Regions from separate parts of the Homo sapiens genome. Here region 1 is linked to region 2. A link is a loop called in an ENCODE intact Hi-C map of the cell type or tissue named here. Cell type or tissue: chondrocyte. All regions are shown on one strand. Each heading gives the region's core, and the rest is flanking DNA. Links, peaks and the distances in the headings are about the cores only. Region 1 holds the start of PALM2AKAP2-AS1 (PALM2AKAP2 antisense RNA 1). Region 2 has its middle 66 kb from the start of PALM2AKAP2-AS1.

The links. A loop is a pair of places that touch in the nucleus more often than their neighbours do. Peaks named below come from ENCODE experiments on the same cell type or tissue, not always from the same donor. Only the 100,000 strongest peaks of a DNase experiment are listed, where the experiment ranks them.
Region 1: it touches region 2 in a loop (2.0-fold over the local background); 16 of 110 quality-filtered maps call a loop at or near these places.

The regions. Positions count from the first base shown.
Region 1 is chr9:109,765,098-109,780,578 of GRCh38, forward strand. PALM2AKAP2-AS1 (PALM2AKAP2 antisense RNA 1) reads right to left here and starts at 7,174. Exons shown (of 3, transcript NR_171891.1): 1 at 6,878-7,174; 2 at 316-463. PALM2AKAP2 (PALM2 and AKAP2 fusion) reads left to right here and starts at 15,101. Exons shown (of 11, transcript NM_007203.5): 1 at 15,101-15,436. The coding sequence starts at 15,392. In chondrocyte, for the core only: a CTCF peak has its summit at 6,153; no DNase peak of the experiment used is centred there.
Region 2 is chr9:109,698,352-109,713,832 of GRCh38, forward strand. It overlaps a transcript of PALM2AKAP2 not described here. Among named protein-coding and RNA genes, the nearest start is that of PALM2AKAP2-AS1, 66 kb to the right of the region's middle. RefSeq lists a silencer at 7,198-7,492. In chondrocyte, for the core only: no CTCF peak of the experiment used is centred there; no DNase peak of the experiment used is centred there.

The DNA of each region.
Region 1 (15,481 bases), core at 2,507-10,506, 64 kb after region 2:
AGTGGATAAAACGTGGTTCTCACATCTTACACTTTAGTATGAATTAGATTTACCTGGTCCATAAGTTTAAAATGTGGACACCTAAGCTCCACCCCCAGAGATTCTGATGAAGTCAGTCTGAGGCAGGCTCAGTGATTTGTGAAGAGGTTAAAATTGCAAATTCTGGCTCTGCCACATCTGTGCTATATGACCTTAGGCAGTTCCTTAATTTTTCATGTCTTAAGTGGAGACAATGCTAGTACTTCTTCACAGAATTGTGATGAGTTAAATACTAGTAAGAAGAGTTCAGCACATGTAAGTGCTCAGTAATGTTACCTGCAGTCATTGCCGTCTTCATCACCATCATCATGATCACCATCATCATGATCATGATCATGATCATCATCATCATCATCATCATCATCATCATCATCATCATCAATGACATCTGTGGTTTTTAATAGTGGCTGCATAGTAAAATCACCTGAGAAATTTACAAATAGATCCTGATATAGTTAGTCTGGAGTGGGCATTGGGTAAGGGTATAATTTTAGAGCAACCCGCCTTTAAAAGTCTGATGTGCAGTCACAGTTGAGACCCAGCCTTGATCTGTGCTTCTCAAACTTGAATTGTGCACAGATCACTAGGGCAGTTTGTAAAAAATGCAGATTCTGATTCAGAAGGTCTCAGGGTGTTGATAATCTGCATTTCAAACAAGCTCCAGGTAATGCTGCTGCTGCTGTCACAGACCACAGTATGAGGCATCAGGTTTTAGGGGATGAGTAAAACCTCCTGAGCCTGAGATGCAATGCACAACATGGTCGGGGACTTGGTATCAACCCAGTGACCAATTGTGATGGAGGCCACATGGTTCCTGGTTATACCCAGGCCTGTCATATGCAGAGTGTCACATGCCTGCCTTCTGGAATTCCCCCAGCTCCTCACTAATGTCCCAGGGAGGAGAGGCAGGCAGGCTGTCTTGGGCTTCTCTGATAAGATATGTCAAGTGTACATGCATTACCTTCCCTACTGTCTGGGGAGTCCTTTCGGAAAGCACTTAAGGACATGCTATGCACTGAGCACTTAGCTCTTTATATTGTGGAGCTCAGGGTCAACGTTTTGCCCATAAAAGGGCCACTTGTGTAGGTCAAACTGCCGAGTCAATGACCCTGCCCAGTGGGAATAGTATTGTCACCCCTGTTTTTGGCACAAATGATTTGAGTGTTTTCCAAACATCATTAAATGCCAAGGTCCCTGACCCTAAATGTGGTTCAGGTGTAGGGACTCAGAGGCCCACAGCTAGACTGGGCAAGGGAGGGGTAGAAGATTAAAATGGGAATGACTGACAGGCATAGGCTATTAATTCTCAAAGGTTGGCTCTGCATCTTCTTGCAGACTCATTGCGATTTCCTCAAAGCAAGGCCTTCACTGCCTGGTTGTGCATCATAGAGTTCACAGCATTGTGAAATCACCCTTAAGGCAAAGCTGACAGCATCTTTATTTATTGTGCATGGATTTCATGTTAACCTCATCATCCTTTTGCTGCATGTTGATAAGGCAGAAATAGTGAGTCATTTAAATAGCGGATTACAAAGACTCTGATGTAGTAAATCTACCCTCTAGGTTTTCATTTCATAAAGAATCTGTGCATTATTTATCATCCTCATCAGCAGAATAATAAAAGCCAACACAGACCTTCTCATGAACCCCATAATGTAGATATTATTGTCCTCAGTTTACCCAGGATAAAATTGAGGCACAGAGAGGTTAAGTACCTTGCCCAGGGCTCCCCCATGCCAATAAATATGGAGCTGACGTTGGAACCCAGAGCCTTGCAGTGCCAGTGCTGTTAGCCACTGTCCCCGACTCCATTTGTGAGAATGCTGCTGACTGGCATTTATGAGAGTGCTTAGTACCTGCCAGACACTGTGCCTGGGGATTTACATGGATTATCTACTTTTACCCTCAAAACACCGATATGAGTTAGGCACTATTAATTTCATTTTCTGATTGAGAGAGCTGATGTGAGAGAAATGCAGTGATTTTCTCAAGTTTAAACTCACCTTGTAAGCTTCAAAGCTGTGATTGGAACCCTAGGGGTCCATGTTCCCCTTGCTCATGTGTTCTGGCCCCTCCTCAGCTGACTTTGGATTTTTGTCCCCTCCTACTGCTCCCTCCAACCCCAGAGTGAAGGTCTCCTGGCTTTGTCCAAACATTAGTTCCATCAGGGCCGCCCCACCGGCCTGTGCCCACCCTAATACCACTTCCTTGGAGTCCCTTTTGCCATTGGAGATGATGCATTCACAGGTTCCAGGGATTAGGGCGTGGGCATCTTTGGAGGCTGTTGCCCCATCTACCCCTACCACACCATTTTGCAGGTCTCTCACATGAATCCTGCAGGATCTTGCTGGTTTCCCTGCTTACATCTTCTTCCCTGCCTCATCCCTGGCAGCTGGAGTGACCTTTTAAAATGTAAATACATTACTTTGCAGTTTGCTTAACCCCTCCCAAGGCCGAGATCTGGTGGGGCCACCCTCTGGCCTCCTCTCCCTGAACCCCTCCCCTCGCTCCCTCTGCCCTGACATGACTCCATCGCTGGCTTCATTCGGGGCTGTCTGATTGTCACTTCCTCCTCCCATACCTAAACCATCACCCCCATGCCACTCTCTCCCCTTAGTGTTGGCTTGCTTCAGAGCATTCCTAAGTTACAGTGTGCACTTCTCTACTCTTAATGTCTCTCTCCCTTCCCTGGATTCTAGGTGGAAAAAAGGCAGCTGATCTCTAGCACATGGGACAATGCCTGGTTCAAAGCGTGGGCTAATACATTTAGCAGGATGGAAGGAGGGAAGGTGGGATGGAAGGAAAAGAGGGAGAGAGGGAGAAAAGAAGGAAGGAGAAAGGAAGGAAGGAAGGAGGGAGCAAAGGCAGGTAGGTAGGAAGAAAGGAAGGAAGGAAAGAAAAAGAGGGAAGGAAGGAAAGAAAAACAGTGAAGGAAGGAGGAAGGGAGGGAAGACAGGCAGGAAGAAAGGTAAGAAGAAAGGAAGGAAAGAAAGAAAGAAATGGAAGGAAAGAAGGAAGGAGGAAGGAAAGTAGGAGGGCAGGAGGGAGTAAAGCAGGCAGGCAGGGAGAAAAAAGGAAGGAAGGAAAGAAGGAAGGAAGGATGGGGGAGTCAGCTCAGTTGATTGTCCTTTTAATGTTTGTTATCTGAGGCCTTATTCCTTAGGATGACAGTCCAAGTACTTAAAAAAAAAGTATCCCTTTTGCCTCTTTCAAATGCATATTTTTTATTCTTAAATTTTTTATTGATACATAATGTTTGTACATATGTATGGGATTTATGTGATATTTTGTTACATGCATAAAATATGTAATGATTAAGTTAGGGTATGTGAGGTATCCAGCACCTCAAGCTTTTATGATTTTTATGTGTTGGGAACATTTCAAGTTCTCTCTTTTAGCTATTTTGAAATATGCAATTTTTTAAATAATACTGCTAAATGTTCCTGATACTTAAGTAGTTCCACACAGTCACATACTACAAACAGTAAGCTCATCACCTGATATTATTACATCTGCCACTTAGAAGCTGTGTGACTGGAAGCACTCTGTGCCTCAGTTACCTCATCTGTAAAATTCAGATAATAATAGTGCTACTCTCATAGGCTGATATGAGGTTTACATTAGTTAATATATGTAAAGCACTTTGAATGAATTCAGTAATATAGTCAGCACCATGTAAGTGTGTATTAAATTTAAAAATAGACCAGGCAAGGTGGCTCATGCCTATAATCCTAGCACTTCAGGAGGCCAAGGTGGGAGGATTGCTTGCACCTAAGAGTTTGAGACCAGCCTGGGCAACATAGTGAGACCCTATCTCTATTTATAATAAATAAATATAAAAACAACTTAAGTTCAAGACTATCCTCTCCAGTCTTCTATTCATACTTTTATTTAATTTAAAAAGACTGTTGGAAACTTTCAAGTTTTTACTTGCATTAGTTTGTTTCTGCCTTATCAGAACCCATAAAAATAGTAGTTTTTACTGACATTAGTTTGTTTCTGCCTTATAAGAACCCATAAAAATACTAGTTTTTTACTCCTACGAAAGTGAAATGGCAAAAGTGTACCTATGCACATTATTTTTCCCACCAATGGTCATATTCTTAGCAAATAAACGTTTCCTCTGTGGGCTGGGGGTGTTACAATGTTTTTAAATAGTGGGATTATCAAGTTTAGGGTTTTATTGGCTCAGAGGGCAAGTGTGAAATCTTGAGTCTGTCTGGTGCTGGGGTTTGAAACCTGATGCCCATGTGTCACTTGCTTTATTAAGTCACCACCTTGGAAGGGCTGCTTCCTCCTTATTAATGAAAAGCCTGCTCCATTTGTTTTGGCTTGCACCAACCTAACAGTGTCTTTAAATCAGCGACAGACTGTTTTCCTTGGAAGCCACAGAGTCCAATAGTTTTGGACTAAGCTCAGATTCTGGCTAGAACTTCCAAACTGGAAGTAAAATGACTTCACCCAACAGTGGTTGGGGGGAAAAGCCAGGCAGGCTTTTGGAAAGTGGATTTTTAATATTGGAGGATATTTGTGAAGGTGCCTGATGAGATGGACCTAACAGTGTTTGAGGGTGATGTGGACAAACCGTTTTATTATTCTGTTTCAACATAGTGCTATGTTTTATTTAAATGAATTTGCAACTTGGGGTCCTGAAATCTATTTTTGTTTTTGTTTCCACCTAGAATAGAAAGCACTTTCAAGCTTATCCTGGGAGGCAAGAATAGATTGAAAGGATAACTACTGTATGTAGATGCAAAGGAGGTACCTTCTCGGGGAGATCGGGTGAAGGCTGTTCTCCCTAGAAGAACTAAAGGCTGGGTAGACATGGAGTCAGAGGAAGCTTTGGTTGGGAGAAAGACAGTGGCAGTAACCCAAGCCCAGAGAGGGGATTCCTTGGCATTTGTGCCTTTTCTGTGCCATCAACAGTGAAAAGAACTAGAGAAGGGCAGCTCTCAGAGCTCAGACAGCCAATGGTTGGCTAGGTCAGAGGAGCTCTTGGGCTGGGTCGGAGTTGGCCAGACTTCTTGTGCTCTTCCATTCATACCCAAAAGGAGCTTCTGGGTCTTGAAGATAAACCACTTTCTCTTGTTCCTCTCAGTTGCTCTGATATTCTAAGACCCAGAGCAGATTTTTTTTTTTAACCAGGAGTCCATGAGTCTTCTAAGAATGTCCTTGGAAGAATTCAAGGAATTCCTGATACCCCAGAAACTATACATAAAATGCTGTATGCATGTGCACTGCTCTGAGAAGGAGTCTATAGTTCTTACCAGATTCTTGAAAGGATTCTGTGAACTCTTCTCCCCTAAAGCTTAGAATCACTGTTCTGGATGGTACCAAAAACCACACAGTAGAACACTTTATACTTTTGTCTCCCACCTCTGATAATAAATGCAGAATTTGGCATAGTCAAAATGTTACAAAAGGTTTGTACAGCATCAAAAGACCTTGGATTGCAAATTTTACAGGTAAGAGGCAATGACCAGGTTAGCAACCAGTCAAGAACATTCATGAGCAAATGCTGGTCTAGTCTGAAGGGCCATCTTGGGTACACTTGGGCACAACTGGTGCTGGGCTGAACATGCCACTCAGGAGTTTTTACTGGAACACAGGCATGTAGAAACACATCTAGAAGGATATAGGTGTCAACATCCAGAAGGATACAGGTGTCAACAGATAAGATTATGCTCATAATTAGAAAATAGAATTCATTGAGCATCTGCAATATGCCAGGAGCTTTGTATACATTATCTCATTTGTTTGTCACAATAATCTTATGAAATGAATACTATTGTATTTCCCATTTTACAGACAGCATAGCTTAAACTCAGAGAAGTCAAGTACAATTCTCAAGGTCATTAAGTGGTAAGAACTGGAAGATAAGGTCAGGTTTGTCCAATCTATGCTTCCTCCCAACTTAAGTAGCTTCATCACATGCAAACAATGATCATGGTGGCTTATGGGACACCAATTAATCTGACAAGAGCTCCTTCGAGGCTGTGACTTTATAATTTTTAGAATTAACTGAAAGAGTGGCAAGTTGAGCATTCAATTTGCAAGTCATGCTATGTTTGGAATTAGGAGGGATAACCCCTTTTCCTTCCCAAAGGGACTGACAAGCATACCAAGAGGGGGTGGGATTTCTGGAACTCTGTGAAGTTAACAAGAAGGGACTTGGAAAGTTAGAAGAAGGAGGGGGAGCTGCATTCCAAGCATAGCTCATGGTATGAGAAAGCACCAAATTTGGAATGGGACGAACAGATGAAGAAGGTGTCAAGTTCTCTGGGGAGGAGTGGAGGGTACTAGACACCAAATACAGGGTAAAACTCTGGCAAGATGCTGTGGTGACTTATCTGAGCCTAAAACAAAGGAGAACCATCCCAGAATCCTAGAAATCTCCCTTCCCCCAAATCAATGAAGGGAAGTTTCATAATGATGGACAGAGTCCCAGATGGAAATTGACTACCTGTTCTACAGAAAGGTCTTCAATTCTAACAGAGAACTCTCTGATCGCAGGAAAAGCTATCTCAATTTCAATGACTTGTCCACTGACAGAAAATAGTGTAAGAAGGGCTCACTCTGGGGGAGTGAGAAGTAAGGCATTAGAGGAGGAAAGATGATAACTGAGTGGGAAGAAAGAAAATCATGAAGGACCAACAGGAGGCACCTGGGTCGCAGCCCAGGGAGCATTAATGATCCTACCTCCAGTTTTAGGGGCACAATACTTAATCCGACCCAGAAGGTGGAATGCAACAACCTCCCTCTCCTCCCCTCCCACCCCAGAGGCATTACCGCAGCAGATAAACAACTGGCATGACCCTCCAATAGAAAGCAAGATCACCTTTGCAGCAGAAGTGGCCCTGCCAGCTGCCCTTCTTCTTTCCGTGGGGACAGACACTGTTTTCCCTGGGGAGGCCAGAGAGCTGCTGAGTCTTCATTTCCTGAAGGGTTGGGCCAGATTTGGGAGCTCATGGGAGTTATAGAACTGCTTTTTCTAATTTACAAGTTCTAAAGTCTTGTTCCTGGTCACTTCCTTCTCAAAAGCGAAGGGCGCAGAGGCTCCTGTGGAAACACCTTCCCTTGTGAAGTCTGCACAGAGTCCTCACAGAGCCTCTGGAGTGGCTACCTTCCATGTGCTGGCTACCACCGTCTTCTTCCAGGGAACTCCACAAGGCTCCTGGCTCCCAGTCAAGCAGCCGCCTTTGTGTCTGTTCTTTTTCCACCCCCACCTCCCCAAGTATGCCTTCTCTAGTGGGATAAATTTAGCTCTGAATGAATGCAGAAAGAAGAACACATTAAAGTAAACACAGACCAAACAGCATTCAAATATAGGTTTGGCACACACACACAACTGACAAAAGATCCAAGTTTTTCTGTTTCCTTCTCTTCTGCTTATCTCTGTTTCTCCCATCTCATCCTCTGACTGCTACACTCTTTTCTGCGTGTATTTAAGCTAATTAGATATGTAGATCAGAATGTGGGGCTGTTGGTCTTCAAACCCCATGAAGGGGAAATCACTGGAGTGACTGAGAAACATCAAGGAGTGAATGAGAGCCCCAGGTGGTGCTGGCATTTTCATTTACTGGCTTGATCATCTTAGAAACCCTTCCAAAAACTTGAAAGCATATTTTATCTTATGTGTTAGCACAACCTTTTCTCCCGGTGCACTGAGTCTACAGTGGCTATAGAATGTTGCAAGGTCGGGCCGGGTGTAGTGGTTCATGCCTGTAATCCCAGCACTTTGGGAGGCCGAAGCGGGCGGATCACGAGGTCAGGAGATGGAGACCATCCTGGCTAACACGGTGAAACCCCATCTCTACTAAAAAGACAAAAAATTAGCCGGGTGTGGTGGCGGGCGCCTGTAGTCCTAGCTACTTGGGAGGCTAAGGCCGGAGAATGGCGTGAACCTGGAAGGCAGAGCTTGCAGTGAGCCAAGATCGTGCCACTGCACTCCAGTCTGGGTGACAGAGCAAGACTCCATCTCAAAAAAAAAAGAATGTTGCAAAGTCTTTTTTTTTTGATATGGGGTTCTCATTCTCTCATCCAGGTTGGAGTGCAGTGGCACGATCATGATTCACTGCAGCCTCGACCTCCTGGGTTTAAATGATCCTCCTGCCTCAGCCTCCTGAGTAGGTGGGACTACAACCATATGCTGCCACACCTGGCTAATTTAAATTTTTTTTTGTAGAGGTAGGGTCTCACTATGTTGCCCAGGCTGGTCTTGAACTCCTGGCCTCAAGCTATCCTCCCACTTCAGCCTCCCAAAGTGCTGGGATTGTGGGCATGAGTCACTGCACCTGGCCTGCAACACCTTCTAAACATCTTCCCACCAACCAGTCAGCATGTCCCTAAGCCCTACTTTTGAAGTATTTTATTTCACTGTAGTTCTTCACTCTCACAGCATTTGTAGTTCTCAGAGCACTTTCTCATTCACGAACTTTAAACTTATAAGAATCTAATGGGACTAGTTAGCTATCCCTGTTCCCAGTTTACAGATGGAAAACCTATTCCCATTTTACAAATAGAGAACCTCAGTTCAGAGCAGGCAAGTGACTTGTACAAAGTCACACAGCAAGTGGCAGAGTTAGGATTAGGACCTAGGATTGATACTTTGTCTTATGTTCATTCCACTCTACCATGAGCTGCTTTGGGGAAAGGCAGTTTGTCCGGGAGGCCCTGGCTGGGAGGGTCACACATTAGTAATGAGCAATTTTTGAGACTGGCTAGGATCCATTTAGTCAATATATGGAGGGTGTGCAAGGGGCAGTTGAGACCTCTGTCATTCCCAAAGGTGTCAGGCAGGCACAGCATCCATAGGTGGTAGGAGCTGAAGCTAGGCTTTCCCAATTTCATTATTCATTCCCCAGCCAGCAGGGTGGACAGGATTTAGTAGGCAGGCCACCATCCCTCCACTGCCAACCCCGCAGGAAATTTCTCTCTTGTCAGCAGTGCTGACTTGCAGAATGTACACGGCATTATTGAAACATGGTTAACAATGAAAGTGTTGATGGCCACGCTACCAAAAGGGATTCCAAGCTGACGGAGCACATCGTGGTCATTGTGCTAAGGTAAACCAGACTGGCCCCTAAGCTCTCTGAGAAACCAATGACCTGACTGTGTCTACTGGCATCAGATAACCAGGCTGGAGTAGAACCTGGCCTTCCCAAAGACTTTCTAGTTTGTAGCTAATTCATAGCCAAACCTAGAATTGTTTCTACCACAGAGCACCTTCAATATGTAGGCATGTAGCTCTCTTCCTAATACTCAAAAATTAAGCTGTTCTTCCCATATTTTCCTAGGATTTAATCTATCTCCTCTTAAATTTTTAAATTCCTTCTTATTTATAATTGTTAGATTGACCCACACTAAAAGATAAGACTGTAGATGTCTAAGAATCATTAAAAGCAGAGTCTAGTAAAGGTGTTTCTAGATAATAAATGACATAGGGCAGAATCCTCTTGTTTAAAAGATGGAAAATGAGAAGTACTGACTAATGGGAGGAATGTTAAGAATACCGATAGCTCAACCCTTAAAAAAAAAAAAGCCTACATAAAAGGGTGGATAAAATGAAGTCATTCACTTAAGTTGGTCCATGGCATTTTTCATGAAGCAATGATTGGGTTGAGTGATCAAGATTACCATTTCCAGAGCACCTACCATGGCCAATCACAAGCCTTTTACATCTGTTAACCTTATTTATTACAACATCCCTGTGAGAGGGCTGAGATTCCAACTTGTCTTCAGAGTTCCTGTCTTTTCTGTGTCATATCTACCTCCTACTTCCTAATCCTACTTTTCAAAACTTTTGTCATTAACAGGACTACCACTCTGGACCAACATCTGAATAACACAGTATTTAAACTTATCAGATATGACAACCCAATGAGACTGGACATCACATATTTTCATTTCCATCTTAATGTAAGGAAACTGTCATTCTAATCTATTATGTGATTTGTCCATACTACCACAACAAAATAAATGTAGAATGATCTCTAACCATTTGGCTCTAATTGATTCCCGTACACTCTCCTTATCTACCCAGTTTCCTCTAGGGACTCATGTTGATCAACTGACATTGCCAAAGCTAACCAAGAGAAAAGGAAGTCATCACAGTGAAATATTGATATTCATTTCTAGCCAGATTTCCAATTGCTCATTTTCAATCTGCTATGTAAAGACCTTAGCCACTATATACCTTAAGCAACATTCAGCCTAGTTTATTTTTCACAATGGTGCTGTTTTCTGACTTCTTTCTATCTTCTTGCTCCATGGGGACTCCCTAAATGAATCTATCATTTGGATCCCATGGAGAAAAATAGCATATACTTGAAATCCCATCAACTTTCCCAAAGAGCTAACAACCACAGGAGCCAAGAGGACCACAGGCAATGTTCTCCTTCTTTTGATTCTGTGCAGCTATCACATATGTTTTAAATGACCATTTATTTTCAAAAGATCCCAGGCAAAAAAGAACTAACACAAATATAAACATTTGAGGGGATCCTGGCATTCCTTTCAAAATTACTTTTGTCCAAGGGAAGCTTCAGGTTGCTGGGAAATGTCACACTCATAGCTCTTGCTCAACAAGACTGACTTTTACTCACACAACGGGCCTTGGCAAGTCATTTCCCTTTTGGTATACAGAGCTCTTGTTTTCCCCACAAAGGAATTGGCTATGATCGTTTGTGATTCTCAAAGGACTCATGTTCTAAAATAGATTCTGAAATTTTTATTAACAAAACATCTATTTTGCATATCTAGCATTCTGTATCCTTTTCGTATAATGCTTTGCAATGAAGCATCTATCATAAAAACCACTAAACCGTACAGATGGTGTTTATGCAACACAATTTAATGTCCCAGCAAGAACTAGTGATTTGTTACATACATTATGCATCATTGTGATGTATATATCCAGATTTTAAATGTTTGGAGGGCAAATAGTCACCAATATCATTGTGGCACTAGACTACGATTTTTTTTCTTAATACCAGGCCATGGCCAAACATCTAATATAAAATAATTATACAATATGTTTATTAAATAAATAGCATAGTTTGGGTTTTAAATGCCTGTGTTTGTAATGGGTTCAAAGATTTTAAAATACTAAAATTTAGAAAGTTGAAAGAAGTGCTGGAAGAGGAAAAAAGATTTTCCCTCTGCTCCTTGGCCAACCATCAGGCAGTCATTTCATGTGCCTTCCTGTTTCACCTAGGGTTCTTGGTCCCAAGCAACAGAAATAGATTCTGGCTGATAGGAGCAGAAAAAGAATGAAATGAAATTGTATTAGATAGCTCACAGGAGAGATGGAACGTCCAAAGAAGGAAGCTTGGGCAATGGGTACAACCAAAGGTGAACTAATAGCCTGAAGGAATTCTCTAACATGCTCAGTCTCCAAAATTCTTGGCAGGCACACATGCCTGACTGAGCCGAGATTGCCTGCCATACCATGGCTTCAGGGGGATCTGGGGAACAAGTGTCTGATACCTCCCAGCTTCTACCACAGGATGTGGCTCTGCCTCTCACTATGGCTTTTAATATGGGAAATCCCCAAAGATGGGAAGGAGTTCACAAATTGGCCAGCCAGAGGAAAAAAAAATGTGTATATGAACAAGTCTGTTACACTTCCTACCTGGCCAGAAGCATTTTGAATTTCCTCTCTTCTTTGGCTTTTTGTCTTACCTGCTTTGATAATCCGCAACACTGAATAAACACAAGCTTTTTTTATTGTGGGTCTCAGGGCAGTTAAAAATCACTTAGGAAGTACACACTATTGGTCATGAGTCTTTAGTCTATTCCTAGTAAATTCAATTAGTACAAAGGTTCTAAACCCATCCCTAACTCCCACATCACCCTGTAGAAATTTAATTCTGTACAGGTCTTCAGGAGATTCTGATGCAGATTTCTGATTAGGAACCATGTTTTAGTCTTTCTCATCTTTCACAGTTTCTTTACAAACGATTTCTATTTTTCTGAAGCCCCAACCCTACGCCATCAGTCTTAATCAATGACTCTTTGTTCAATTGGGAAAACCAGTCCATCTGATGCAAATTCACTTAACCTCTCTCCTGAGAGTTGAACTCAAACTTTCTTCTTGTCTTTATCCATTTCTTCCTCCTTCCCTACTTCGTTATTCCTTCTTCCCAAGGCTAACTGGCTAATGTGATGCTCATCTGAATGTCCTCTTGACTAATTAGAGACTTTGACTAATATTCACCTTCCTTTTTGACTGTATCTTTGGCCTAATTTCCCTGTTGTCTAATTTGCTTTGACCCCCAAACATCCAAGTCTTGCCTGACCTAAAAACCCTTTCCACTAGACCCTGCTTCCCATGGGCTATGTTCCTGTTCTCCACCTTCATCTTTCACATCTGAAGAGCTGAAAGAAGCAGTTTGTACTCATGGTTGCTTCTCTGATCTCTCGCTCATCCCCATTTTTGTTTGTTTTATTTTCAACATTCACTTGGTAGCAGTCATTCCTCACCTCTTGTAAGTGCTTCCAAGCTCATCTTCTGGACACAAGTCACTCATGGCTTACTGACAGCCCTCCAATGGTCTCTTCTTCATCTGCATCCCCCATGACCTTTCAGAAGCATATGACCCTGTTGAAAACCTCTTTCCTTCTTTGTGGCTTTTGGTGCAAATCCCTTTGAATTTTTCCTTCTACTTCTCGGATGATACTTTATCAGTCTTCTTTGCTGGGCTCTCTCCTCTTCTTGCTCTGTTTTCTCATCCTGGCTGTTCTCATTTCTTTAGCTGTAACCGCAAAGTAGATGACACTTGGATGTGTGTCCCCAACCCCGATTCTTCTATTCAGAGTTCAGATATTTCCAACTGATCACTTCCAAAGGGTGCCCAGGCCCTTTTCCTTCTCCATCTCCCCATTCCATCACTCCTTTTAAAAATTTATTGCGGTTAAAAATACAAAACTTAAAATTTACCATTTCAACCACTTTTAAGCATATGGTTTGATGACAGTAAGTACATTCACACTGTTGTGCTCAATCATACCTTTTAAATATCTGTATAGCTGGGAGTAGAAGGACCATTTCTGGTTCAATTGTTTATTCCTGGGGCCTGCTTCTATCTCCATATCATTGGCCAAGCCTGGTGCTTAATGGTTAAGAGCATGGGCTCTGGTGAGTGTGATCTGAGTTTAAATCCCAGCTCTATAACTGTAGCTGAGTCTTTCAACCTCTCTGGTCTCATTTTCCTCATCTTAGTATTCTCTACAATCACTCTGCTGAAGCAATAACAGCTTTGTTTATTTGTGAGCAAACCCCTTTAAATAACTTGTCCTGCTGGGGCTTGTGCTGGAAATGAAGAAAAAAGGATGCATTTGAAGAAAAGGATGGGCTTAGCCAGAAAGTAGAAGTTTCTGATATATTGGAGTGGGATGTAGAATCTGGCACTGGCTTGGATTTATTAAACAATCAGCTCCACCTACACTTGTTATGAAAAAGATGGGAAAACAATCCATCAGTAAACGATTTTGGTGAGTGCTTCCATCTTTGGTCAGAGGAGTAATTGTTCATCAGTGACAGGTGAACCTCTGTGAAAATTGAAAGGGCAATTTAGTTGAAATGGAAGCATTTATTCAGGAAACAGGTGATCTGGGAAAATTTGATGTGCATTTTTTTTTTTTTTTTTGAGACAGAGTTTCACTCTTGTTGCCCAGGCTGGAGTGCAATGATGTGATCTCGGCTCACTGCAACCTCTGCCTCCCAGGTTCCAGTGATTCTCCTGCCTCGGCTTCCCAAGTAGCTGGGATTACAGGTGCCTGCCACCACGCCCGGCTAATTTTTTGTATTTTTAGTAGAGAAGGGGTTTCACCATGTTGGCCAGGCTGGTCTCGAACTCCTGACCTTAGGTGATCCACCCGCCTTGGCCTCCCAAAGTGCTGGGATTACAGGTGTGAGCCACCGCATCTGGCCTGATGTGTATATCTTTTAACATGCCTTTAAATCCTATGGCTCTAAAGAGGCCATATTAGTTATTTCAGTGTTTATTTCATTTGATGAAGAAACGTTTGCATATGAATGTTGGGAATTCTAGCAGGTCCTGCCTCAATGTGAAGAGGCATTTTTTTTTGCTTTTGGCATTGATCTCCTTTTGGACTGGGCCTGATCCACTTCTTACATCCAGTCCAGGACCTGTCACAAAAGACTCACATTAGTACCACATGGTATCCTGTTTTAGTAAAGAATAGGTGAAATATTTTAGTGAGTAGATCCTACTTTTCCTTTCAGATGCAATGAACAGAAGACCCTGAAAGGATTTCAATCCAGAATGTCACAGGATAATAAGAGCAGATGTCTGTGATGCCCTTTACAAAGCACCTTTACATACTGTCTCTCATTCGTCTCTAATGACACCTATGTGATCCTCCATTTTTTCAGATGAGGAAACTGAGGTTCAGAGTGATTAAGCGAGTTGCCTGAGATTTCACAGCTAACACATTGTGAAATCTAGTCTAGCACCCAGGACTAAAAACTCTCGGCTTCTTTTAAGGCCACATATCGCCTCACCAGAAGGGTGGCCTCTCTGGAGATATACCCTACCCTCGGCCGACTTGATATTGAGAACTTGGTCATCTTAAGCATGTGGGCCACTTGGGCAAGGCAGCCCTTCCCAAATTGTAAATGTCCCCACGTGGAGCTCAAGCGTCTGGCTTGAGCCAGAAGGTGCCCTGAACACTCGGTGGCCCCAGCCCCCACGTAACAGCACGTGCTCGGGTCCCACATTCGGTCAGACGCCCCTCTCCACTGGCATCTGCCCGGTGGAGGCGCCACTGCGCTCTGCCTCCGCCCCAGCAAGCGCGTGTCCACGCGGGCGCGCCACGCCAGCCGTGCGCCCCAGCGGCTCGCCGTGCGCCCGCGCCCCAGGTGCCCACTGGCTCGCGCGCCCTCCGTCTGCGCCTTGGAGACCCGCGGCGGCGATCGCTCGGAGCCGCCTTGGACCGCGGCCTCGGGTCCATCACACTCCAGGGGCGGAGCGAGGCACCGAGACGTCAGGGCGGAGAACTAGCGCCGGGCTAGCGCGCCCTCCCGGCGGCTGCCGGCGTCCCACGTCCTCGGCTGGCGCGGCCGGCGGCGGCGGCGACCGGGAGATGCAGTGAGCGGCGGCGCTGGGGCGCAGCCAGGCGGCCGGGAGGGCGGGGGCCAGAGGCTGAGCCCGGGCGAGCCCGCCGTGCGCACAGCTCTGCCCGCCGCCCCTGGAGCGGATCCCCAGCCGTCCCTGGGCGTTCTCCCGGGTTCTAGCAAAGCCCCCCGGGGTGCCCATCAGTTTCCTTGGGTGACTACAGCGTGTGTTTTTTCTTTCCTCTTTCCCCTGCCTGTGTGCCCTTCTCCAGGATGGCAGAGGCGGAATTGCACAAGGAAAGGCTGCAAGCCATAGCAGTAAGTCCACTTTCATTTTATTTTCTTGCTCTATTGTCTGGGGTG
Region 2 (15,481 bases), core at 4,821-12,820:
GCAGCAACCTCCGCCTCTCGGGTTCAAGCGATTCTTGTGCCTCAGCCTCCTGAGTAGCTGGGATTATAGGCGCATGCCACCACGCCTGGCTAATATTTTGTATTTTTAGTAGAGACAGAGTTTCGGCATATTGGCCAGGCTGGTCTTGAACCCCTGACCTCAAGTGATCTGCCAGCCTCGGTCTCTCAAAGTATTGGGATTATAGGCGTGAGCCACCACACCCAGCCGGGTTGCTAATCTTTGAGGCAGGCAACACACATCCAAAATGCTTTACCCTACCATCTCCCCTCCCTGCCTCTCACTCCCGCCACATTGGTATATCCATTCAGAGACGGCACAGGAAATGCAGAGTGGGAAGGCTGGTACGAATGCTATTGTGGCAGTGGTGGTCATTTATTTGTTCACGTGTTCTTTCATTCAATAAGCATTTAATGATTCCTGTGATGTGCCGGGCACTGTGCTAAAGGAAAGGACAAGCCATAGTGAATATAGTATCTAGCCTTGAGGGGTAGAGACTTACTTTTGAGAGTCAGAGAGTAAGTAAATGTCTTTTCAATGTACAAAAAGGAGAGGGGGAAAAACTGTGAAATTTAATGCTATATGCATGTATAATTATATAAGTAATTTGACTACATAACATTTCAAAATTCTGTGCACAAGAAATAGAAGAAATAAAGTTGAAAGGCTAAAGATGACAACTTGATTGCAGCACATAGGACATTTTTATGGGCAAGTCGTGCTTAAAAATAACAGAACGACAAATGGGCAAAAAGAAAAATGGGCAAAGACACAAACAGATGATTCACAAAGAATGATCACATTAAATCAAACACAAGATACCATTTTCACCCACTGAACTGGCAAAATGTTGTAACTGTATTACCTTATGAAGCAAGAATGTAGTTGAAAAGATTCAACACAGCTGTTAGTAGAATTGGTACCTCTTTTCTGATGCCTGTCTGGTGGACAATCAGGCAGTATAAATCAAAAGCTTGAAACTAGTTCTTGCCATTGGAGTCATAATTCCACTTTTCAGAATTTTATATTGAGGGAATAATCAGAGATGTAAATAAAGATTTTTGTACAAGGATGTTTATTGTAGCATTATTTATAATTAGGAAAAATTGCAAGCAATCTATTCCAAAATTAGATGATTAAATTTGCTGACAAAATTATAGGCCAGAACATTATTCCACCATTAAAATCCATATTTTCAGAGTAAAAATATGAGAAAGCACTTAAAGTATATTATTAAGTGAAGAAAGCATGACAACACAGTAAGAACCCAAATGGACAGACAGAGAAGAGGAAGCCAAAATATTAAGATTGATTATTCAGAGGTGATTGAATAAGAAGTGATTTTTATTTCCATTTTTTTTCCCCTGTATTTTCCAATATCAACTGTCAGCAGCCATTACCTTTATTTATTTTTTTTTTTTTTGAGATGGAGTCTCACTCTGTCGCCCAGGCTGGAGTGCAGTGGGCATGATCTCGGCTCACTGCAACCTCCGCCTCCCGGGTTCAAGCAATTCTTCTGCCTCAGCCTACTGAGTAGCTGGGACTACAGGCATGTGCCGCCACACCCGGCTAATTTTTGTATTTTTAGTAGAGACAGAGTTTCACCATGTTGGCCAGGATGATCTTGATCTCCTGACCTCGTAATCTGCCCACCTCAGCCTCCCAGATTGCTGAGATTACAGGCTTGAGCCACTGTGCCTGGCCTACTCTTATAATACATTAAAATATTGTACCAAATGGGAAGGAAGAGATATAAATACCACCAAATTCATTCTGCACTTGATGTGGTTTGGCTGTGTCCCCACCCAAATCTCATCTTGAATTGTAGCTCCCATAATCCCCACGTGTCATGGGAGGGACGTGGTGGAAGGTAATTGAATCATGGGGGTGGGTTTTTCCTGTGCTGCTCTCCTGATACTGAACAAGTTTCACAAGATCTGATGGTTTTATAAAGGGTAGTTCCCCTCCACATACTCTCTTGCCTGCTATCATGTAAGACGTGACTTTGCTCCTCCTTCGCCTTCCGCCATGATTTTGAGGCCTCCCCAGTCATGTGGAACTGTGAGTCCGTTAAACATCTTTCCTTTATAAATTACCCAGTCTTGAGTATGTCTTTGTTAGCTGCATGAGAACAGACTAATACAGCACTCAATCCAATATTTTAAATGATTTTTTGCTCAAACTCTTTAATGATTTCTTATGTCCTTCTGAATACAACTGCCCCATGACATCTCAAAATTCCTCTCGGATAGATTGCTTGTTCACAATTACACTTTGTTGTCTCACTGGAAAGCTTGGGCTCTTTCTAAAAACTTACTCTAAAAAGCTCTTGGCATCCTCCCCAAATATTTATTTGAAAATTTTTGCTGGGCTGTGTCTGTCTCACCTGGAGCTCTTTGGATGCTTCATATCCTTTTAATCCAGGAAAGCAGATGTATTATTTCTCTGTTTTCTTTTTCACCACTCTCTTATGTTTTCAAAGTGTTCATTTTAACACCAAATAAAATTAGCCTTTCACTGGAAGGTCAAACATGAGTGTAGCTGGCAAAAATGTACTATGTCAATAATATGACTGGAATCGTAACAATAACAAAGTATGGGATATTGCATATGATAGGCATGGAAATAAAAGCTGAAATGCAACATTTTGTAGTTGGAAAAGGGAATATTTTAAAGAATATTTTGTATTAAGTATTAAATTTTAAGAGATAATGTAAGGTTGGGGTATATATATTATGGATACAGACAACAAAACAATCTACAAGATACCACGGTTAGAAAATAAATCCTTGGGCATGCCAAGGTAATTTATAGATTCAATGCCATCCCCATCAAACTACCAATGACTTTCTTCACAGAATTGGAAAAAACTACTTTAAAGTTCATATGGAACCAAAAAAGAGCCCACATTGCCAAGTCAATCCTAAGCCAAAAGAACAAAGCTGGAGGCATCACACTACCTGACTTCAAACTATACTACAAGGCTATAGTAACCAAAACAGCATGGTACTGATACCAAAACAGAGATATAGACCAATGGAACAGAACAGAGCCCTCAGAAATAATACCACACATCTGCAACCATTTGATCTTTGACAAACCTGACAAAAACAAGAAATGGGGAAAGGATTACCTATTTAATAAATGATGCTGGGAAAACTGGCTAGCCATATGTAGAAAGCTGAAACTGGATCCCTTCCTTACACCTTATACAAAAATTAATTCAAGATGGATTGAAGACTTAAATGGTAGACCTAAAACCATAAAAATCCTAGAAGAAAACCTAGGCAATACCATTCAGCACATAGGCATGGGCAAGGACTTCATGTCTAAAACACCAAAAGCAATGGCAACAAAAGCCAAAATTGACAAATGGGATCTAATTAAACTAAAGAGCTTCTGCACGGCAAAAGAAACTACCATCAGAGTGAACAGTCAACCTACAGAATGGGAGAAAATTTTTGCAATCTACTCATCTGACAAAGGGCTAATATCCAGAATCTACAATGAACTCAAACAAATTTACAAGAAAAAAACAACCCCATCAAAAAGTGGGCAAAGGATATGAACAGACACTTCTCAAAAGAAGACATTTATGCAGCCAAAAGACACACGAAAAAATGCTCATCATCACTGGCCATCAGAGAAATGCAAATCAAAACCACAATGAGCTACCATCTCACACCAGTTAGAATGGCAATCATTAAAAAGTCAGGAAACAACAGGTGCTGGAGAGGATGTGGAGAAATAGGAACATTTTTACAGTGTTGGTGGGACTGTAAACTAGTTCAACCATTGTGAAAGTCAGTGTGGCGATTCCTCAGGGATCTAGAACTAGAAATACCATTTGACCCAGCCATCCCATTACTGGGTATATACCCAAAGGATTATAAATCATGCTGCTATAAAGACATATGCACACGTATGTTTTATTGTGGCACTATTCACAATAGCAAAGACTTGGAACCAACCCAAATGTCCAACAATGATATACTGGATTAAGAAAATGTGGCACATATACACCATGGAATACTATGCTGCCATAAAAAAGGATGAGTTCGTGTCCTTTGTAGGGACATGGATGAAGCTGGAAGCCATCATTCTCAGCAAACTATTGCAAGGACAAAAAACCAAACACCACATGTTCTCACTCATAGGTGGGAATTGAACAATGAGAACACATGGACACAGGAAGGGGAACATCACACACCGGGGCCTGTTGTGGGGGTGGGGGTAGGGGGGAGGGATAGCATTAGGAGATATACCTAATGTTAAATGAGGAGTTAATGGGTGCAGCACACCAACATAGCACATGTATACATATGTAACTAACATGTACCTGCATGTTGTGCACATGTGCCCTAAAACTTAAGGTATAATAATAAAAAAAAAAAAAGAAAATAAATCCTTGGGCATGATGATGTAACTTTTGTTTTTTACTTTTTCTTTTCTTTCTTTTTTTTTTTTGAGACAGAGTCTCACTTGGTCGCCTAGGCTGGAGTGCAGTGCTGTGATCTTGGTTCACGGCAACCTCCGCTTCCCAGGTTCAAGCGATTTTCCTGCCTTAGCCTCCCATGTAGCTGGGAGTACAGGCACATGCCAACAGGCCCAGATAATTTTTGTATTTTTAGTAGAGATGGGGTTTCACCAAGTTGGCCAGGTTGATCTTGAACTCCTGACCTCAAGTGATCTGCCCGCCTCGGCCTCTCAAAGTGCTGGAATTATAGGCGTGAGCCACTGTGCCTGGCCTATTTTTTACCATTTCTAAAAGACATTTCCCATTTGGTTGAATTCAGAAATTCAAATATACATATATATAACTTGGAGTTGTCTTTTGCAATATTGCTGATATTCAGGTCAGTATTCCCAGTAAAATGTATTCAGCATGATATAACTTAACATAAAAATATTTTCCAGGCTTTATCTGAAGTGTGTAGTTTCAGTTTGGTATGTATTTCTGTTGTGACTAAAGAGAAGGATTTTTCTTACTATCTAAGTTTTCTATATATAAGATCCTAGAGTGGTTCTCATTCATTCAAAATATATTTATTGCATACCCAGTATGTTTCTGGCAATATGTTTTTATGATAATTCTATTATGTCCTGAAAATGTCTTACAGTGGTATTTTATAATGGCAAAATTTTTGGCAAGTTTCACAAGTATGTACTTTTTTCAAAATAGCTTCTTTATTCAATGCCAAAAAAATAGAAATTGGACAAATCATCTTGTCAACTTTAATGACTAATTTGGAATCACCGAGAATAACTGCTTATTTATGAAAATCAGAAATAAACCCATTCTCTAAAAGACAGGGGGATGGTGTTAGTGTGAAAGATCCTGCAGTGTGATTGTGTTTCATGAACATATATAAACTTTAGATATATCAGTTTAATATTTGTTAATGATGGGCAGGTACTGAGGTAAAAAAATTAACCTACTTGAGAATATGTTAACTAATCTACAGAGGACATTAGTTTATGCAGTCCTTGGATATAAGAAAATTTGTATTATTTTATTTCCTGAAACTATGTTAGACTGAAGGTCATACAAAAATTAAGAGGTCTTTCATAGTCCAGACCCCTGGAGAAGGATCCACTTGCCTTCAGTCCACACTGGTCACTTTTGAAAGGCTCCTTGGCCAGGTTCTTGTATCTTGGACCTCACTCTGTGAGCCTTGCAGTTTTAGGACAGTGGTGAGGGGACATCTCTGAGAGAATAGATAGATGAGTTCCTGGCACTGGGAGCTTGAGATGGAGTATAGAGCAGAAAAAGCAGGTACTCAGGGGCTGAAAGAAAGAACAGAAGATGCCCTTCTTCAGGCCGGATATTTACCAGCTGGGCAGGTGGGTTGGTGCTCAGAGAAGTTCTCAACTATGACCATGAAGTCAGCAGATTCATACTTCTTCCAAATTTCCCCCCTTTTTAGCCTGTAAAGCCACAGCTAAGCCAGTGCTGGTTCTGAATTACTTCCCTATGCACGATGTGTAAATGATTGAAATCAGATGAGCCATAGACTGTAAATTCACTTGTATAAATGTGTGAATTATTGACATGGATCCAATTAAATGGGGAATGGTAGCAAGAAGTAGTCCTTGGTCCTTCATTGTAGGGAGAAAAAGTTTTAGAGGGAGGATACTGCAGAATGGAGTTTCTGATGGAAAATGTTTCCACCCTCACAGATTTTAAATAACTCTTCTTTAGGGAGGTCAGTGAGGCTACAGGGAGCCAGAGGGTGGCCCCTGCTGACTGTTTCAAGGCTGTCCTTCCCCTCTTCTCAGGCCTTTCACCTGTTGGTGTCATTTCACATGCGTGATAATCTTCAAACCCAGCTCTGCCACCATCTACCTTCCCCATTGCTGCCCTTCTGCCCCAAAGGATTTGAGAACAACATAAAACAATAAATACTCAGCTCCCCATGAGCTGCCATTCACTTCAACTTGGCTCTCACCAGTGCTTGACACATCTTCTCTCCATTTCTCCCTGGCAGGTCTCCAAAAGGGCTGCTTTAAACCATTCCTCTCTCCTTAGCCCCCAGTCCCACATGCTGAGAGTCAAGAGAACATGTGTGAGAACGTAGGTGTGGGCATCAGATGGAACTCAGCACTCACCAGCTGCAGGACCTTGGTTGCATTTCCTAACTACATCTGGAAAAGAAAGATGATCATAACTAGAACTTAACCTTTGAAGGTTTTATGAGCATGAAAAGATGTCTGGAAAGAACTTAGCCCACCAGGACAGGGCTCCGTGAATGTCATCTGTGACTGTGGGTACCCTTCCTTCAAATGAGTGAACAATACCCTCCTCATTGACTTGGAAAACAAGTGCCCCTAGCATGCTCCTTCAACTACTTGATATTAATTTCCACATATAACTCACTCTTTCCACTTAATCGCCTTTTCCAAAATGTACCTCCACCCCTGTGTTACTGGATGCCATTGTTTGTGCCTCAGGCTCCTTGTTGTTGTCATTATCCCACCTTCTCTGGGACTTTCCTTGGCCTTTAGGAAAACTTTATACTTTGAAACAAGTGGGCTGAAATTCTGTCTTCTCTTGGATGACCTGGCACCATCGCTACTATGTGTCACTTGTGTCCCCCACTTCTTCCTGTGTCATCTCCTGTGGTTCAGTTCTTAGTGTTTCAGTCTTTGCTTTTGACCCATTCACTCCAAGGGCTTCCAGAGGATGTTGAATGGGACAAAATATTGCTATGTGACCCACATTTGAGAAGATCCAATGACAGTTGGATCCAGGCACCTCCCTATGACTTACCACTGGGAGGCAGAACTACCCAGTTAAGGAAGGTGGTATTTGTCCTTTTCCAAAGATAGCATAGTGGTTAAGTGCACAGATATTTGGAGTCAGACTACTTGGGTTTGAATCCAGCCTCTGCCACTTACTAACTGTATGCTTTTAGTTGAGTCACTTAACCTAGTTGAATTATTTAACTTCTCTGTGCCTCTGGTTTCTCATTTGTTAAATAGAGATAATAAAAGTTTCTTACTCCATAGGTCAATTGAATTAACTGAATCCACTATTAAGAACAGCAATTATGTCACTATAATTCCCCAATCCTTCTGCCCTGCCCCAAGTCCCACTAAGGGAGGAGAGAAGAAAAGAAGGAATGAACCATGCTTGCCTCTAACTTCAAGTCTCCCCAGCAAGGGATCAAAATCGTGTAGAAGGGAAGGGGAGGGGAAGAGGTGAGATTTCAATCACATTTGAGATAGAAACATTTAACTGGTTTGAAATTTTAATACCTTTTCAAAAAACATGCCTGGAAAGCTATGAGATATGTTCAAGATGTAATTATGAACTAAAAAGGCTGTATTGCAGTTTTTTAGAAAAATAAAAATGATTTCATTTAAATTCACCAACTTGATTCCTCAGTAATACTCATAATAATGATGATGATGGTAGCTAGCTGAATTCAGGATTATTTTTTTGATATTCACTACCATGGCAAACTGTCAAACTTAAAAAATCATTTATAACTCATATCCACTACAATGGATATTATGAAAGATACAAATAATAACAAGTATTGGTAAGGATGTAGAGAAACCCAAATACTCATACATTACTGGTGGGGATATAAAGTGGTGCAGCCACTTTGGAAAAAAGTTTGACTCTTTCACAAAATGCTAAACATAGAGTTACAATATGAGCTGGGAATTCTACTACCTAGATATATTTCCAGGAGAAATGCAAACATACGTTCACACAAAAACTTGTCCACAAATGTTCATAGCAGCATTATCCATAATTGCCAAAAAAGTAGAAACAACACAAATGTCTGTCAATGGAAAAATAGATAAAGAAAATTTGGTATGTCCATAAATAAAATATTGTTTTGCCATGAAAAGAATGACATATTTATACATGCTACAACCTGGATGCACCTTAACAAACACGCTAAATGAAAGAAGCAAGTCACAAAACCTATATACTGTGTGATCCCATTTATTTTAAATGTCCAGAATAAGTAAATCTAGAGAGGCAGAAGTTAGATTAGTGGTTTCCTAGAGCTGAGTGTGGGCTGGGGTGGGAAGTGACTACTAAGGGTATTTTGGGTGATAAAAATATTCTAAATTTAGATTATGGTGGTGGTTGCACAATTATTTTAATATGCTAAAAACCATTGACTAGTACACTAAGTGAGTGAGCTTTATAGAGTATGTAAAATTTATATCTCAGTAAGTTATTAAGAATCAGCTTATTATTCTCCAAGTTTTGAAAACAGAGTCACAGTTTCCCTGACCTTGGGCTTTAATCTTTACAATAAATAACCTTAGCCTCCTCTCTCTGCATGGCCTCTCTTTCCACTTGGTGATGGCAGTGGACATGTGTCATTTTTCTGGCTGCCAGCATTTGAATCCATTTCCAAGTTTAGAGAACTGCCCCCCTACCACCACCATTTATGAGTCTTGGTGGAGTGCATCAGCCGCCTCCCATTATAAAATGGAAAACGCTGGTACCTGCTTGCTAAAGTTTAGAGGCCCCCACCCTGCCCCAGCTTTGAAGTCAGGCACTTCAAATACAAAGATACACTTCAGATACAAAGAAGTGAGGACAGTGGGAAATCCATTCTGATGGCAGGTGAGCAGTGACAACAGCCAACTTGGTTTCCAGGGACAGCGTCCGTGTCCAGTGCCAGGTAGTGCAAGGCATGGCCACACTGTGCTCAGCAGGAGTGATCTCACCACATTGACTTTTGGCTTGATTTTGCCTGTGACTAAATGCTACTTAGTCTTCTGGTCCTGCCTGTTTCCAAGCCTGTTTCTTTAACTTTCCCACTAATTGTGTGAGTTTATTAATAGCCTTCCGATCAGTTCCTTTCCTTCCATGCTCAGTTTCTCTGCTTGCTCCTAAGAATCCTGTTTGATACAGTCAGCAAGGAAGGATAATTTTCACCCCAGTCTCCAGGATCTTTCTTTAGATTCTGTAAGCATTTACTTATTTAGTGACTACTTTGTGCCATCCAATAAATGATCTCATAATCGCATAGTGGCACCGATACCAATAGCTCCCATTTCACAGATGAGGAAACAGGCTCATTGAAATGAATAGCTTGTAGATTCAAACCCAGGCCAAGCCCAGTGCCTTTCCCATAAGATCTTCATGGCCCCTTCTCCATTTTCACTGACACCACATCTCGCTCATTATTTACAGAACAAAAGGTCCCACTCCTCTCCCTCCCTCCACTATCTTTCTTCTTTAAATCGCTGTGGGCATCATTGTCATATTTCATCATAAGAGTATTGTTGATTCCTTTGTACAACAGCTGATGATGACTCCCTACTGTTTAGGTGATCAGACCTCAGGAAGGTATTTCCTGATCACATCCAATGCCTCCTTTGTCTCTGGCCACATCTTTTACTAATTCTAAACAAGCCCATCACATGCTACAAGAGTAAGTCCTGTTTTCTCTTAGTCTGGCTCAACTTACTATAGACAGCAGGACCTCAATCAATACCCTTAATCTGGAGGCTGACTAAAGACAAAATATTGAATTCACTCTTCATATTTTCATCATAAACCCCAAATTCTATGACAATGATGATTTTGGAAACAATAAATTAAGCATCAAGCATCATATGGCAAAATCTATTGGAATGTAATATTTTTGGCAGGAAATCATTTCAGAGTGGAAAATGTTTGCTAAATATAAACACTGCAAAGCCATGTGCACCGCCAAGACTTTATTATTAGATTCTCAGGGATTTTTATTTAGAAGCTGAGGAACTTGCGAGGCTGTACAATTCCTGGAATGGAATTTAGGTTTGCTTTCTGAAATCAATCCAGGCAAGCCTTTTTGCACATGAGCATTCTTAGAAAGTCTTTGAATGTCTATTCTTACTCACTTCTATGGGTGGCACAAAATCCAAAAATAAAATTACCATGAGGTTCTGCTTGCTTCCTGCTTTAGCGACACTGGAAATCCTCCAGGGATAGCTCATGTACTTTGTAAGTTCTCCTTTGCCTCTCTCATTGCCAGCATTGGGTAGTTGAAACCTAGACTCAGGACAAGATCTGGGATGGTGTGAACGTCAGGAAGGCTGTGCAGGAGAATTCAGAGGACTGGGCCACAACTGCTAAGGGTAGACCTGGAATGCAAGGGCAATTCACAGAGGGTTGGTCAGCAGGGATGGGGCCAGCTATAGTGGTACTTGAGCCTGTCAAGGGGCTGAGCAGAGAGGCCTGGCCTGACTCCTACCTTGCACTACTCTTCTCTCAAATGGGAATACTGGGGGAATCCAAACAGATCCTGGCCATTAGCAGGAGAGATTGAAGAGACCACAGCCCACATCCTGGGGCACTGTAGCATGTTCCTTTTATTGCTGGATCTGGCTGTAACTTTGGGACCTGACTGTGACACCCTGTGTAGTTATCTTGTCAAATCCCCTTGTAAGGCCCAGCCTAGTGCTTGGATGCCTGACACTTGCATCTTCTTTCTGTATGCTTCTTCCTGCCTCCCATGTGACTTTGTCAAGATGGCTGTCACTCCATCTTTGTTGCTATGAGCTTTGAGCCCCTTTGGACAACTCCCCTGGATGCTGCTTGCTCACCTGGGCCACTGCCTGTTGTTCAGGCCATGGCTTTCCATCAACACTATCTTTTACCGTCTCTTGCCAAGTCAAGCCTGTGCCCTCAGGGCCAGTCTTCCTTCATACAACTCTGTGAACAGACCTAATTTCAGACCCTGACCATGTGTTGACTTCACCAGGCTCTACTCCTCAGAGGGGTAGCAGGAGCTGAGGAGGCTGTCAGGGGCCCAGGCATGGGTTAAAGGCTTTGGTAGCATGAATAGAAAGAATGGGTCAGAAGCCCAGACTGATGGACACAGGCATCAGGGAATGCACCAAGGAGACCAGGGCTTCATTGGCTCACAGGTCCCTGTGCTAAAGAGGAAAGCACATCCACAGTTAAAAAAAGCTGCTCTTCCTTCAGGTGTATACAACCTGTAGCGATTTGAATGTTGGCCCCAAAAGGATATGTGCAAGTCCTAACCCCTACTACCTGTGAATATGATCTTATTTGGAAAAAGGATCTTTGCAGATGTAATTAAGGATCTTGAGATTGAGATCATCGTGGATTACCCAGATGGGCCCTAAATCCAATGACAGGTGTCCTTATAAGAAGAAAAGAAACAGTGAGAAGAAGGCCATTTGATGATGGAAGCAGAGATTGGAGTGGCGTAACTACAAGCCAAGGAATGCCAAGTATTGCTGGCAGCTGGCAGAAGCTAGGAGAAAGGCAGGGAACAAATGCTTCCTCAGAGCCTATAGAAGGACCCAATCGTGCCAACACCTTAGGACTTCTGGCCTCCAGAACTGTGAGAGGATAAATTTCTGTTGTTTTTGGTCAGTTTGTGGTAATTTGTTAAAGCAGACTTTGGAAAGTAATGCACAGCCCCAGAAGGAGACATGGCTTTTTGGGTAGAGCACAGGCTAACTTTCAGCCCTTCCTGCCCAGCAGTCTGGTTTCTTTGTGCAAGGCACAAACTACACCACAATTTATCAAGGCTCTGATGGAGACTGAGAAACCAGAGCCCAAATCCACAGAAAGAATTAAAGGAGTCAGCATTTGGTAACAGGAAAAGAATGAACTCTATAGGCAGATGGAAGCCTGGGATTCTGACACTGTCGCAAGTTAGTATGATGTTGAGCATCAGTTTTTTTCACCTGCAAGACGGGGTGGGAAGGGAAGTAGCACTTGTTGATCACCTTTTGGGAATGATGATTCCCTTGAATTCACTGGATGGCTCTCAGGATTGGATGACAGAGTACAGTGCTTGGTTTCCCGTCTGTCCTCAACAGATATTTATTTCCTGTCCCCTCCTCTCCTCACCTTGGGTAACTGGTATTAGTGTTGCAGGAGCAATAAGGATACTTGAACTCTGCTACAACTTTGCTTAAGCTCAGAAATGTTTGGAGCCTCTTGAAATTGCAGCCAATGGTGTCTGCCATTGGCTCCATGGGCCTTGCAGGGAGAATGAAGTTGATATACCTTCTGGAAAAGAAAGAGCAGGGAAAAAGCAGGAGCTACAGTTTATAAATTCTGTTTCTCCAACGTGGCCACAATTTGAAATCTACACTGCATGTTTATTCTGTTTGTAGCACTACATGCATGCAAAACTGGTTGAAGACAGTTTCCATGATGAACACAAGCATTATAATTGCCATGTTGATCTCCATAGGAATTCAAGTGGAAAAAAGGTTCTTTATTCCAGGATGCCCATATTTGGACATTGTTGCCCTTGCCAGACAAGAGGGAATGACCTTGTTCTTAATTTAAAAAAAAAATGGAAAGGTGGTGGTAGTAGCCTGGTAGTAGCCTTGGTTAAAAGATTATGGGTTCACACTTTTCTACCAAGTGGAATCTGTCTGGCTATTCTGAAGCATAGAGACATTCTATGTCTTCTGAACATAAACAGGAGAGTTTGTTGAAATACAATATTAATATGCACTACTGAGAAGATTTTGATGGTTCATAAAACCCTCATGAATCATGGATGAGAGAGTTACTGGAGTCTCACAGATCAATTAATTAGATGTACAAAGTGTATACATTTTTCATTTGATTATATTTTGGTGTTGTGTTATAGATATTTGGTAGATAAAGTGAATCCAAGTATTTATTTAAAAAACTACTTCAAGACGACATTGGAGGGTGGTTAGTGAGTCTGAGTTGAAGGATTATGAGGGCCCCAAGGCTGGTCCTGAGTGTGCTGGTTAAAGGGGTGCACAGGCACCTGACATAACAGAGCTGGGAGTCCAGCAACTAACAGGAGAGAGAAAAGGTGGCATCCTTCTCCCTGTGAAAGTCGCCTTAAGAAAGCTTAGGCTCCACTTATGGCACAGAGAGCTAAACATACATCAGCTTTTCCCTCCAGGGAAATCCTTCGGGGTACTCTGAACACATTTCTGTTGGATTAACAGGGCCCTTAGTGAGATGGTGTTAGGCTGTCCAGCGACTGGGATCTTCCATTTCTTTCAGAGCAGGAGACAGCAAAATCATGGCTTTTGTTATCTATCTATATATACTTATTAATGAAGACATTCCAAATGAATGATGACTTCCTGAGCTATCCTTGTGGCATGTGCCTGTCCTTGTGTGAGTGCTTGTGTGTGTGTGTGTGTGTGTGTGTGTGAGCAACTCACCTAAAAAGTAGGCTCTAGAGTAGGCTCTAAAGAGCTTGGCTGTGCCTTTTGAACTGACAGATACATATACTTTATAGAACTGTGAACTTTTTCACCCAATAAAACAGGGGTAATACAAGAGTCTTCTAAATCTTTATGTTTCATGTCAGTATTACCAGGAATTCTGAGGCCGAAGTTCATTGCTTACAGGGTAGTTAAATAAAGATGTTAAAGGATTAGCTAAAACATTATCCATGTATTATCCTAGAGTCAGTGGTAATATCTACTGACAAAAGAGAAGATTAACCTCAGAGCTTTTTGCTAAACAGCAAGCTGATGCTCAAGTCACGTTTCAACATATTTCTTTTGCAAGGAGGCTCTTTTATCTCTATCCAAGGTGATACTAATAGACTTATGGAATACGTTTTCCCGGTCTCCAGAAGTGTGTCAGCTTTCCAATGACGTGTTTTTTCCAATAATTCAACTCATCAGATTCATCTGGAAACAGTTGTTTTGATGCCTTCTGTCTTTCATGTGGTGCCCTAATAAAGGCTGCAGAAGGAATATGGTTTGCAGAAAGATTAAGGTGACCCAAAGATGTATTAATGCCCTGCTGATGTTCAAACAAGCCAATGGCTTTTTCTTTGGAAGTTTAGGTGTTAGTAGAAGGAGGCACAGAGGCTTGGAGTTACAGAATGTTTGGCCCAGAAGAGCTTAGAGATCCCATACCCATCTCACATTTGGGAGCCCTCTGTGGCTCCCCATTTAGGTGGTCTCCAGCCATAGTTTCTGCACATTCAGGGCAGAGAAAGCTCACTACTTCCCCAAGGCAGTCTATTTCCACTGTTAGACCATGATAACACAAGAAAAGTACTTCTGAGCTGAGCTGAAGTGAAATATGCTTATGCAACATTTGGTCCTAGTCCTGCTTTCTAAAGCACAAAGAATAAATCTCTTTCACCCTGATGGGCCACACAGTCCAGATGAATGGATGGAGATATTGGGTTTGACTCTGCTCCATCACTTAAGTAGCAGAGCATGTTAGAATCTCTCAGAATCTTGGCTTTCTGGTCTCTTAGACGAAGATCAGGATCCCCATCACCTGGGCCATTGTGGAGTTTGGGCCAAATAATATATTTTAACCATCTATCATGGTACTTGGCACATGGCAGGCATTTATTGAATGCTCCCTTCTTCCTTCTTCTTGGGAGCTCTTCAAACACTTGGAGGCAGCAAGTCTATTTTCCTTTGGTTTTCTCTTTTCCCAGCCTTCATGCTGCAGATCAAAGGAATGGAACTGAAAGTGGGGGCTGGGAAATATCTAAGTCAGTGTCTCCTAAAGTGTGGGCATCAACAGGTGGTAAGAAAGGTTATTTTTAGATAGCACATGCATGATCATTTTATAATTTAAATATAAATCTATCTATCTATTTAAATGATATATTTCATAGCTGTCCTGTATTATGTCAGGGAATACTATTTTTCTATATATGCTAGTGATATAAAGTCTCCTTTAAAATAAGGTTATTTAAGAATAAAGGCAAATCAAGTACAACAAAAGCTGTTATTATTACCTTGTTGAAAATCAAATGAGTTTCCAAGCAAATCAAAGTCTATTTCAAAAATCTCATTAGCAAGCAGATCTGAAGAAACGACATGGTGTATGACTCCAACTATGTGATATTCTGGAAAAGGCAAAACTAGAAAGACAGTAAAAAGATCAATGGTTGCCAGGAACCTGGAAGGAGGAAGGGATGAATAGGCAGAGCACAGGGGATTTTTAGGGCAGTGAAACTACTCTGTATGATACTGTAATGGTGGA